Regions from separate parts of the Homo sapiens genome. Here region 1 is linked to region 2. A link is a loop called in an ENCODE intact Hi-C map of the cell type or tissue named here. Cell type or tissue: Caco-2. All regions are shown on one strand.

Region 1 (5,000 bases), 89 kb before region 2:
CCAAGAAAATGGACTTTAAAAACCTATGCATCAGCAAGCTCATACAAGTAGTAAGAAAGAACACATTGACAGAAGTCTATAGCAAAATTGGAAACTGCCAGTTTCTAAGAGGTAATAATAAGGGCAAAGACATAAACTATACCTATGGAAATAAAATATAAAAGAGTCACTTGGTAGATTATTTGAATAAAGTGTGAACTTTTTAAAGATTAGTTATGGGGACATCTCAAAGATAAGTAGGCAAGTATAGTTCAAGAATATGTGGACAGCATCAGGAGGACCAAAGTCAAAATAAGTTGCAGCTAATACAGAATCTTTACTATTAAAAAGAAAATAAATAAAAGTTCAATCAGACATGGAGAGACAGGTTATCATCTATGGTGATGGAAAAAAAAAAAAAAAAAACCTGGTCCATGACCATCCACCCTGAATTCACTCGATCTCGCCTAGTCTCAGAAAAAGAAAAAAAAAGACCTGCAATTATAAAATAAATAACTAAGCTAAAATTCTCATTTTATTAGTTGTTTTACCCTTTCTCTTTACTAAAATTTTATTATGTATAGTATCAGATATGTTGACCTAGAAGAAAAAAAGCTGGCCGGGTGCGGTGGCTCACGCCTGTAATCCCAGAACTTTAGGAGGGCAAGGTGGGAGGATGATCTGAAGTTGGGAGTTCAAGACCAACCTGACCAACATGGAGAAAACCCATCTCTACCAAAAATACAAAATTAGCTGGGCATGCTGGTGCATGCCTGTAATCTCAGCTACTCGGGAGGCTGAGGCAGGAGAATCGCTTGAATCTGGGAGGTGGAGTTTGCGGTGAGCCAAGATCGTGCCGTTGCACTCCAGCCTGGGCAACAAGAGCAAAACTCTGTCTCAAAAAAAAAAAAAAAAAGAAAGAAAAGAAAGAAAAGAAAAGAAAAGAAAAGAAAAGAAAAGAAAAAATGCTGAGGCAAAAGTAATACGGTAAAGAATTTATTGAGACCAAGCTTGAAGATTGTGTCAGCTGAACAATGATGAGGACCGTAAATCTGGAAAAGAGAGTTTTGTTTCTCATAAAGGATTGCAGCCTGCAGGCTAGCCATCCAGCAGGCTGGGAAACACAGCCTCTGTAGACACCAAGAGCAAGCACTTCAAGAGAGGGAAGGAAAAGACAGGAATTTATGCTGAACGAGTTGGCTAAGTATACATATTCAATAAGCTATAGAAGAAGTCATGAATATTTATGAAAGTGGAAACGTGCTGGCAATTGAGCTTCATGCCTCTTCGAGGGTTACATGTTCAAAAACTGGCAGCATTAGCAGAATTCAAGGGTGGAATTTTCAGCCCTCTGACATCAAAAGGTGATGTAGAGGACACAAAATTTCTCACTGCACTTGCTCTTTGAACCAGCCAAAGCCAGTCCTGAGATGGTGGTCAGTTTTTAGGAAGGGTGTCTTGTGAAACTGGTGAGCTGTCACATCCAAACTGCAAAGAAGGAGAGGGGATCTGGTCTCAGCCTTAGATGATTGGTTTAAAGTGATGAAGGAACGAGTCATCCATTTCTTGTTTTCCAAAGGTGGTTTCTGCTTACTCCTTAAGAAAGAACTCTGGTTAAAGGTTATTAAGAAAGGGGCATACCAAAGTATGACCAATATATCCTGTCATGGCCATGAACTCTGTTTTTAAGGTTTTTCTGGGATCTCCTTGACCAAGAGACATTCCATCCAGTTAGTTGGGGGACTTATAATTTATTTTTATTTCTCAATTGCAACTCAGGAGTATAAACTCAAGTAGCCCTGAATATACATTCTAATTACAGCAGTTGAATGTAGGTTTTAACAGTAAAAGAAGAGGCAGTTCCTAAGTTATTTACCAAGAATTTATATTACAATACCATAAGCTAATGATTGACTATACATATTTTTGGTATCACAAATTCCAGGATTATGAAGAAAATGGGTGAGGCAACTAAACAGAAACAAAACGTCTTTAAACAGTTGATCCCAGGCTTGTGTGTGGGAGGTGTGGCTGAAGTCCCATACTCTTATCTCTCTGGACCTCATGCATTTTTTACACCTCACAGAACACAGACTGCTCTGAGCTGTTTTTCTTTTTTCAGGTATAGGAAAAATACCTTTTACAAAGGAGGTATTCAATAACATATTTATCATCATTTGCTCTACAAAGAAATTGAGGGCTCACGTCATGTGTGGTAAATTTAAGCACTAATTTTTAGAACATTAAATGCTTTATGCAAAACTAAGATGTGTGCTCGGATAGTGATATGGTTCGGCTGTGTCCCCACCCAAATCTCTTCTTGAATTGTAGCTCCCATAATTCCCATGTGTTGTGGGAGGAACCCAGTGGGAGATCATTGAATCATGGGGGCAGTTTCCCTCATACTGTTCTCATGGTAGTAAGTCTCATGAGATCTTAGGGGAAACCCTTTTTGCTTGATTCTTGTTCTCTCTTGCCTGCCACCATATAAGATGTGCCTTTCACCTTCCACCATGATTGTGAGGCCTCCCCAGCCACATGGAACTGTGAGTCCATTAAACCTCTTTTTCTTTATAAATTTACCCAATATCTGCTGTCTTTATCAGCAGCATGCAAATGAACTAATACATATAGGTAGAGAATAAAATTAAAACTTACTTAAAAATTACTTCTTAGAAGTAAGATGCTGTGTGTGATAATGAACATTTTAGTTTTAATTAAACAAAAACAATTAATAAATGGCATTTAGCATTCTATCTATTTAATGTGTAAGGTTAAGGTGTAAGAGAGAGCAAACATGCTAAGCTTGTTAATGTACAATTCATATATTTTTCCTTCCGTGTCTAGCCAACTTTATAAATTCTGAGGACTACTGACATATAAGCAGCAAAGGATCTGGTAATCAATTAGCAAGACAATTGGCCCTTAGATAATTAAATAGTTGTCCTTAAGAGAAAACTAAGCATTGAACATATAGTTCATAATAAAGGTAAAAACGACAAATAAGAGATAATACCAAGGAAACTGTTTTAGTACTTACATTGCTTCAGTTTTTTAAAAAAACGTTGATTCACATTAGAAACAAAAAACATAAAATATAAAAAAGATTGAAAAAATCACCACAAAAGTAAAATGTTCTTCATCTCCATTGCCACCAATCAAAATCCCCTCTTTAGTCCCTTCTTGCTTAAGCTATTGCAACAATCCCTAGGGACACATTGGTATCTCTGAGTCTAGCACTGAGCGTCTCTGTCCGTTTTTTGTTTTTTTTTTTTTATACTTTAAGTTCTAGGGTACATGTGCACAACTTGCAGGTTTGTTACATATATATACATGTGCCATGTAGGTGTGCTGCACCCATTAACTCGTCATTTACATTAGGTATATCTCCTAATGCTATCCCTCCCCACTCCCCCCCTTCCCATGACAGGCCCCGGTGTGTGATGTTCCCCTTCCTGTGTCCAAGTGTTCTCATTGTTCTCAGCAAACTATCACAAGGACAAAAAACCAAACACCGCATGTTCTCACTCATAGGTGGGAATTGAGCACTGAGCTTCTCAAATTCATTTTATACCCCCTAAGAATCTTTCTAAATAGCAAATCTGAATTGTATTCCCCTTCTTGTTTCTCTAAATTGTTGTTACACGACTTATGTCAAAATAATGTAGGAGTATTTATTAAAAATAAACATTTCTGTTTTCAACTGCAGACCTAAGAAATCGCAATCTCTGGGACATGCGGACCCAGAAAATTATGCTTTCGGAAAGATTCCTAAGTGTTTCTTAAGCACAGAAATATTTGAGATTTCTCTACCTTTGAGATAAATTTAAATATTTTACGTCAATGTAATTTACCAGATCCTATAGTTTCTTTTCTTTTATTCTATCAAGGAATCATCTCTATTGCATTAAACTTTATTGATATCTTTCAATTTTCAAATCCATAAGTCATGCAATAATTTTTCTTCTTCCTGAATAACATCCTGATCCTCTGCCCCCACCTGACTTCACCTTTTCCCTTAGTTTGACTACTATTTATATGAACAATCAGACAAAAAATACTATCTTCTAGAATGTCATCGCTAACCAATAGATTTTCTTATTGGTTGCACATTGAAAACACTTGGGAACTTTAATAAATACTAATACCTGGATCCTAAAAGGAAATATTGTGATTTAATTGATCTGGGTTGAAGACTGGTCCTTGAGGTTACTGAAAGCATTTTGGGTTATTCTGTGTACAGCCAGAATTAACAACCACAGCTATCTTCTAAATTTGAATTTCCTGCCTGATTGCTATTACTTACAATGAGACTTTAAACGTTCCCTTATCAAAACTCTTAGCTCACTTTATTGAAATTATTATGTGGCTATAAACTGCTGGGGACAGGATCCTTCAGACTGGTAAGGTTAGGCTGTTTGTTCCATCCAAATCTCATGTGATTCCCAATGTTGAATTTGGGGCTTTGTGGGAGGTGATGGGATCATGAGGGCAGGTCCTTCATGAATGGTTTAGTGCCATCCCTTCAGTGATTAGTGAGTTCTTGCTCTGAGTTCACTCAAGATCTAGTTGCTTCAAAGTGGATGGCACCTCTTTTCTCTCTCTTGTTCCGGCTCTCACTATGTGATGTGCCAGCTCCCCATCGTTTTCTGCCCTGATTGGAAGCTTCTTGAGGCCCACACCAGAAGAAAATGCTGGCACCATGCTTCCTATATAGCTGAAGATACATGAGCCAAACTAAAACCTCATTTCTTTGTAAATTACCCAGCTTCAGTTATTTCTTTATAGTAACGGAAAAACTAACAAATGACTGTCTTAGAATCTCCTATCTACCTAACACTCAGTACAGGGAGACAGTTAAGAAGTAACTCAAAAAATATCTGCTGAATAGCATTGAATTAGTAATTTTGAATCTTGCAAAGCATTTTAAATGCTATTTTGATAACCTTTGCCTTCTATACACTTATTCTAGAGTATAAGATTCCAGGTGCATTTGTGTTTATTTCATGTTAATACCTTAA
Region 2 (5,000 bases):
GGTAATTTTTATTGAAATTGCATAATAATTATAAAGAAATATTCATAGGCAAATGTTCTCATTCTGCATTAGCACAGCAATTATTTAAAGTTTTAATTTCCTTGAAAAGATTCTGTTTACACATATATCCATATGGAGTTATTCAATAACAACATATTGTAGAAAAAAAGTTGTAAAATACTTTTTTTCTTTCTTCTATTCCCCCAGTGTACATACAGGTTAACTGCTGCACAGAATTGTTAAGAATTTCTACCCTCTAAATCCAATCTTGTCTAATTATTTATGTTGATTGTTAGTGTCTTTAATTAGAATTATAATTAAACCCATTTTGAACACCATGACCACTTTTAAAGCTGTAGAATAGAATGATTACATAAATCTTAATCTGGCTGATTTTTATATTACTTGTACAGTCTAAAATTTGGTAAAGTAATACAAGTTGAAAAAAAATCCCCAATCGAGTGTTTATAGCAAATTTTATAACTTAAGAAGTTTTAAGCAAATTATAATGAAATGTTTGTATTGCATTACTTTCTTCTTGAGTGAAATCTAGTATGAAGCCTTAAAAATTGTCCAAGCATTATTAACTATTAAAATATTTCAAACGAGTCTTTGGAAACACATTTTTATTGGAGGAATTTTGAGGCATGTTCATAAAGTAATGTTTAGAGAAGGTTAACAACAAACAACAAGGTAAATGTATAATATGTTTATCAATTCTTTTTATGTCTTTCTTTTAGAATTTTTTGAACTCAAGATTTAAAAAGTACTTTTATAACAATGTGTTGATTTTTTTTCTGCATTTGGGTAATTTCTTTATGTCACTTTGCTGTTGGTTGAATTTCTAAAATCATCCATCTGACATACAAATGAATTGAAATTTGGTGAATTAGATCAATATTGTCTTAATACTTATTCTGGTATAATAAGTCAGATTTGAATGCAAAGATAATGAGAAAATAAAGCCCAGTATATCAAGTCAATGTGCATGCACATATCAGGCTGTGTTTGCTAATTTGTCCAATGGTGGTTAACATTAAGTACAGTCACAACACTTGCCTACACAGAGCACCACAGAACAATTGCTAGGAATTAAGTGACATATGTTTAAATTCATTCACATGAGATATTTTGAGCAGCTCTTGGTTACAATTAATTGTTGCATTAATGTACATAACTTTGTTGTCTAATTTGCTAAAAAGAATGAAATTGGAAACAGCTCAGTTTTTAATAAATTCTTGCAAAGTCAGTGATAGGTCAAACTTAGATAAATCATATTCGACAAGGAAACTATGGTATAGGGAGTGAGTGCTACATTAATTTCAGTCTCACTTTTCTGTCTTATCTACCACACACACATAAAATAACACAAATGCCTTTTTTAAAAGTGGGAACAATGAAACAATAAAAATTCAATGCTAATGGAATTTGTCAATTCTAAAACAATAAAATATTCAGAGCAATGAAGGCAGTTGCCTGTCATTGGTAAAAAATAGAGGAGGAAAATCAATATTTATTTATCTGAAAGAAACAACTCTGGCTTGTAATATTGATATTTTCAACAGGATGAAAAAGCTTTTCACAGAAAGACTTCACTTAAAAAAAAACCTAAAAGGTATTCTATGCATTAGGTTGATCAGATATTTTAAAGGAATATAAAGTTTCCTATGTTTACTATAAAATGTCATATTTCTAAACATTATTATAATTGGCTGTGTTGTGTTATAGAGATTAATCAGTTCCAACTACATGTATTTAGTTCAACAAGTAAGTGTGCTTAAATAGATTTTTTTCTTCTGTGAGGCAAACAAAAAAAAGCTTCTTATCCTGAGCTCTCAGCCCAAGATACCTGCTGATCACAGCAATTATTGTTGGCACCTTGAACAAATCTCTGTTTTCTACTTTGGCCTGCCGCCCTTGGGGACACATCTATGGATTAGAGAGGCTCTGCTGTGGGTGACTTTTGGTTGTTATTTAACTTTGATGCAGCTGAAATCTCTTTAACTAATGCTAGCTTGCTGACCTTTGGCTCCAAGTAGAAGGAATTTATTTGAAAATGAAATGCATCTTGGGACATTCCCTAGTGTTAGAACCTTGATCTAAAAATGTAGCATTGTTTGCTCTCCATTGATCTCTACTTTCAGTGTATTCTGTGACCTAACGTCATTTTAATAGCTATCATTTCCTGTTAAGATCAAACAGGGTTAAAATGAACCGACACCAAATACTTGTTTCTTTATTAATTTTATTTGAAATACTTCTGCAGTTGACACCAATATAAATGTTCACTTTCACTAAAACACCATTTTATTCCAAAAACTGTCAGCTTTTTCTAACAAGATAGATGCACATTATCTTATGAGTTTCTGTTTTCTTCATTTCAATTACATATTAAATATATTTTCAGGTTGAAAAAGGTTTGGTTATGCCAAGAAAATAAATACTTAGAATACATAGAAGCATCTTTATTAATAGATATATTTGAATAAAAGGAAAGTGAAGAGGTGAATAAAATCTATTGGGTGATATTTTAGCACTTAAAAGAAATACAATAATTAAATCTTTACTAATAAATTGTCTATGACTAATAGTATGTATTCATATGATTTTGTCCAAACATTAAGTACTATGATGTGATAAATGAACACTTTTTATGATAAAATCAGCGTTTTTGAGAGGATAAATTATTTATGTAACACCATCAATTTGTAAAGATATAGCTAATATTATGGTGTCAGTCTTTCTGCATTCCTGAGTTTTTTTTATTCATTTAGTCACAAAGACTCTCTCATAAACATATTTTAGTCCATCATTCTTTGCACCAATCAGGCCATTGAATACTTGGGCCACTCTGATTGGCCACAAACCCAAGAAGAGGTAATCCTGGATTTTCAACTGGCCTGATCATGATCTTGACTCTCTGATGACATAATTTAGTATCTGATAGGCCTGATTCTTCAGGTGAATCCTTTTATACTCTCTGGAATTCAGGTGAAGTAAAACTTCCCACAGCAAGGAACATGCTAATCTTTTAGGCTGTAAAATGCTGTCTCTGTATTGTTTTGGATGTGTTTAAAATACCAGAGCATCCTGAACCAGATGTAAGTTAATGAGAATCTCAGTCTGGCATACAACAATCAGAGAATCATTAACTGGATATAATAAAAACTGTAAATTCATCCTATTTTCACTGGGATGAAAATGTGGTGTTTCTGTTACTGAGAAGGCAGGTCTAGACTGCTGTTAGGTTGAGGAGCTAGGGAAACTTGCTTTGATCTAAAGACCTGGTCTTGGTTTAATTCTCACAGTAGTACAAGAACACCCTTCTACCCAAAGCAGTTAGGTTTCTAAATTGTGGGTATGGAGTCATGAATGGACCAACGAAACACATGTTTATGTGTAGTATTCCTTGAATATTTCTCAGAATATCATTTTATTAAAACAAAGTGATTTTTGTTTGTTATAAAAATGTTCTGTTTCAGTTAATAGTCCTCATTTCATATAAATTTATGCTAATATTAAAATGTAATAAAAGAATTTCCTGCATTTTCATTCTAACTGGAGGGCTTACTCTGTGTACATGACCAAGAAGACAGAGATAGAAATAATTCTGAATAATTAAGAAAAATATGCATAAATTACTAAGATGCTAATATGAAAATATACTCATATGGTATCCATAGACACATAAAGTAATAGTATGAGACATTTTGCTTTGCAATTAATTTACACTATGAAAGTAAGCACATTCACATTTGTATTGAAAATCTTTAAAATTTGTTGCATTTAATATAATGAGTAATCACCTTGACAGTTTATATTCTCAGATATTATTGTTTTAAAAAATGTAAATATTTTTGTACAGAAAGCAGTGCATGATGACAATATTTATAGAACACTTACCGACAATCCCAACACTTCTTACCTATTTCTCTGATTACCTGTAGGAACTACCATCATCCTTCACTGTGCAGTTGTTTAAGAAGGATTATAGCACTGCCTATTAACTGTTCTCCTGTTTCCAACCTACTCTCTCTTTTTTTTTTTTTTTTTTTTTTTTTTGAGATGGAATCTTGCTCTGTGGCCCAGGCTGGACTGCAGTGGCGCGATCTCGGCTCACTGCAATCTCCACCTCCCGGGTTCAAGCGATTGGCCTGCCTCAGCCCCCAAGTAGCTGGGATTACAGGAGCATGCCACCACACCTGGCTAATTTTTGTATTGTTAGTAAAGAAGAGGTTTCACCATGTTGGCCAGGCTTGTCTCGAACTCCTGACCTCAGGTGATCTACCCGCCTCGGCCTTCCAAAGTGCTGTGATTACAGGCGTGAGCTACTGCGCCCAGCCTATCCTACTCTCTTAAATCTATTTTCAGCACAGCACAAACAGAAATTCCATTGAAAATGCGCATCAAACTATGTCAACCCTCTGCTAAAAACCCTCCAATGTCTTCTTGTCCTTTTCAGAGTAAAATCACAGTAAAAGATGGTGTAGTAGCCAAAGGGTCTGGCTCCATGTTAACCCTCTGACCCCATCTCGTATATCTTTTTTCCTTAGTCTACTACGGCCACATTGCCCCTTTGGTTTCATTTTCTGCTTTAAGGCATTTGCTCTTGATATTCTCTCTAGAATACTCTTTCCCCAGATAGCCTCATGACTTGTTTTCCCACCTAACTCAAGTCTTTATTTAAATATCAAGTTTTAGAAAAGTCTTTACTGATCTACCTAATTAAAATTGTATGAATATTATCATCATAATCAGTTTCCCACTTTTCACCGTTAATTTTTTCTGTGGCACTTATTACCGTCTGATAAACTAATATGTGTTTATTGTCCGTCTTACCTATCTAGCTTATTGAGGGCAGAGATTAAGTTAACAGCTATATTCACTGTCTCTGGAACAGTACCTAACACATAGTAGGTACTTGATAATGGATGACTGGAAAAATACCATTATTCTCTTCTTTGTTTTTTGAGACAGAGTCCCGCTCTGTCACCCAGGCT

What was found. A loop is a pair of places that touch in the nucleus more often than their neighbours do. Peaks named below come from ENCODE experiments on the same cell type or tissue, not always from the same donor. Only the 100,000 strongest peaks of a DNase experiment are listed, where the experiment ranks them.
Region 1: a loop joins it to region 2, with 9 times the contacts of the local background. A loop is called at or near these places in 1 of 110 quality-filtered maps.

Annotation. Positions count from the first base shown.
Region 1 is chr2:193,514,770-193,519,769 of GRCh38, reverse strand. No RefSeq gene overlaps it. Among named protein-coding and RNA genes, the nearest start is that of PCGEM1, 770 kb to the right of the region's middle. In Caco-2, no CTCF peak of the experiment used is centred here; a DNase peak (open chromatin) is centred at 2,009.
Region 2 is chr2:193,425,565-193,430,564 of GRCh38, reverse strand. No RefSeq gene overlaps it. Among named protein-coding and RNA genes, the nearest start is that of PCGEM1, 680 kb to the right of the region's middle. In Caco-2, no CTCF peak of the experiment used is centred here; a DNase peak (open chromatin) is centred at 1,924.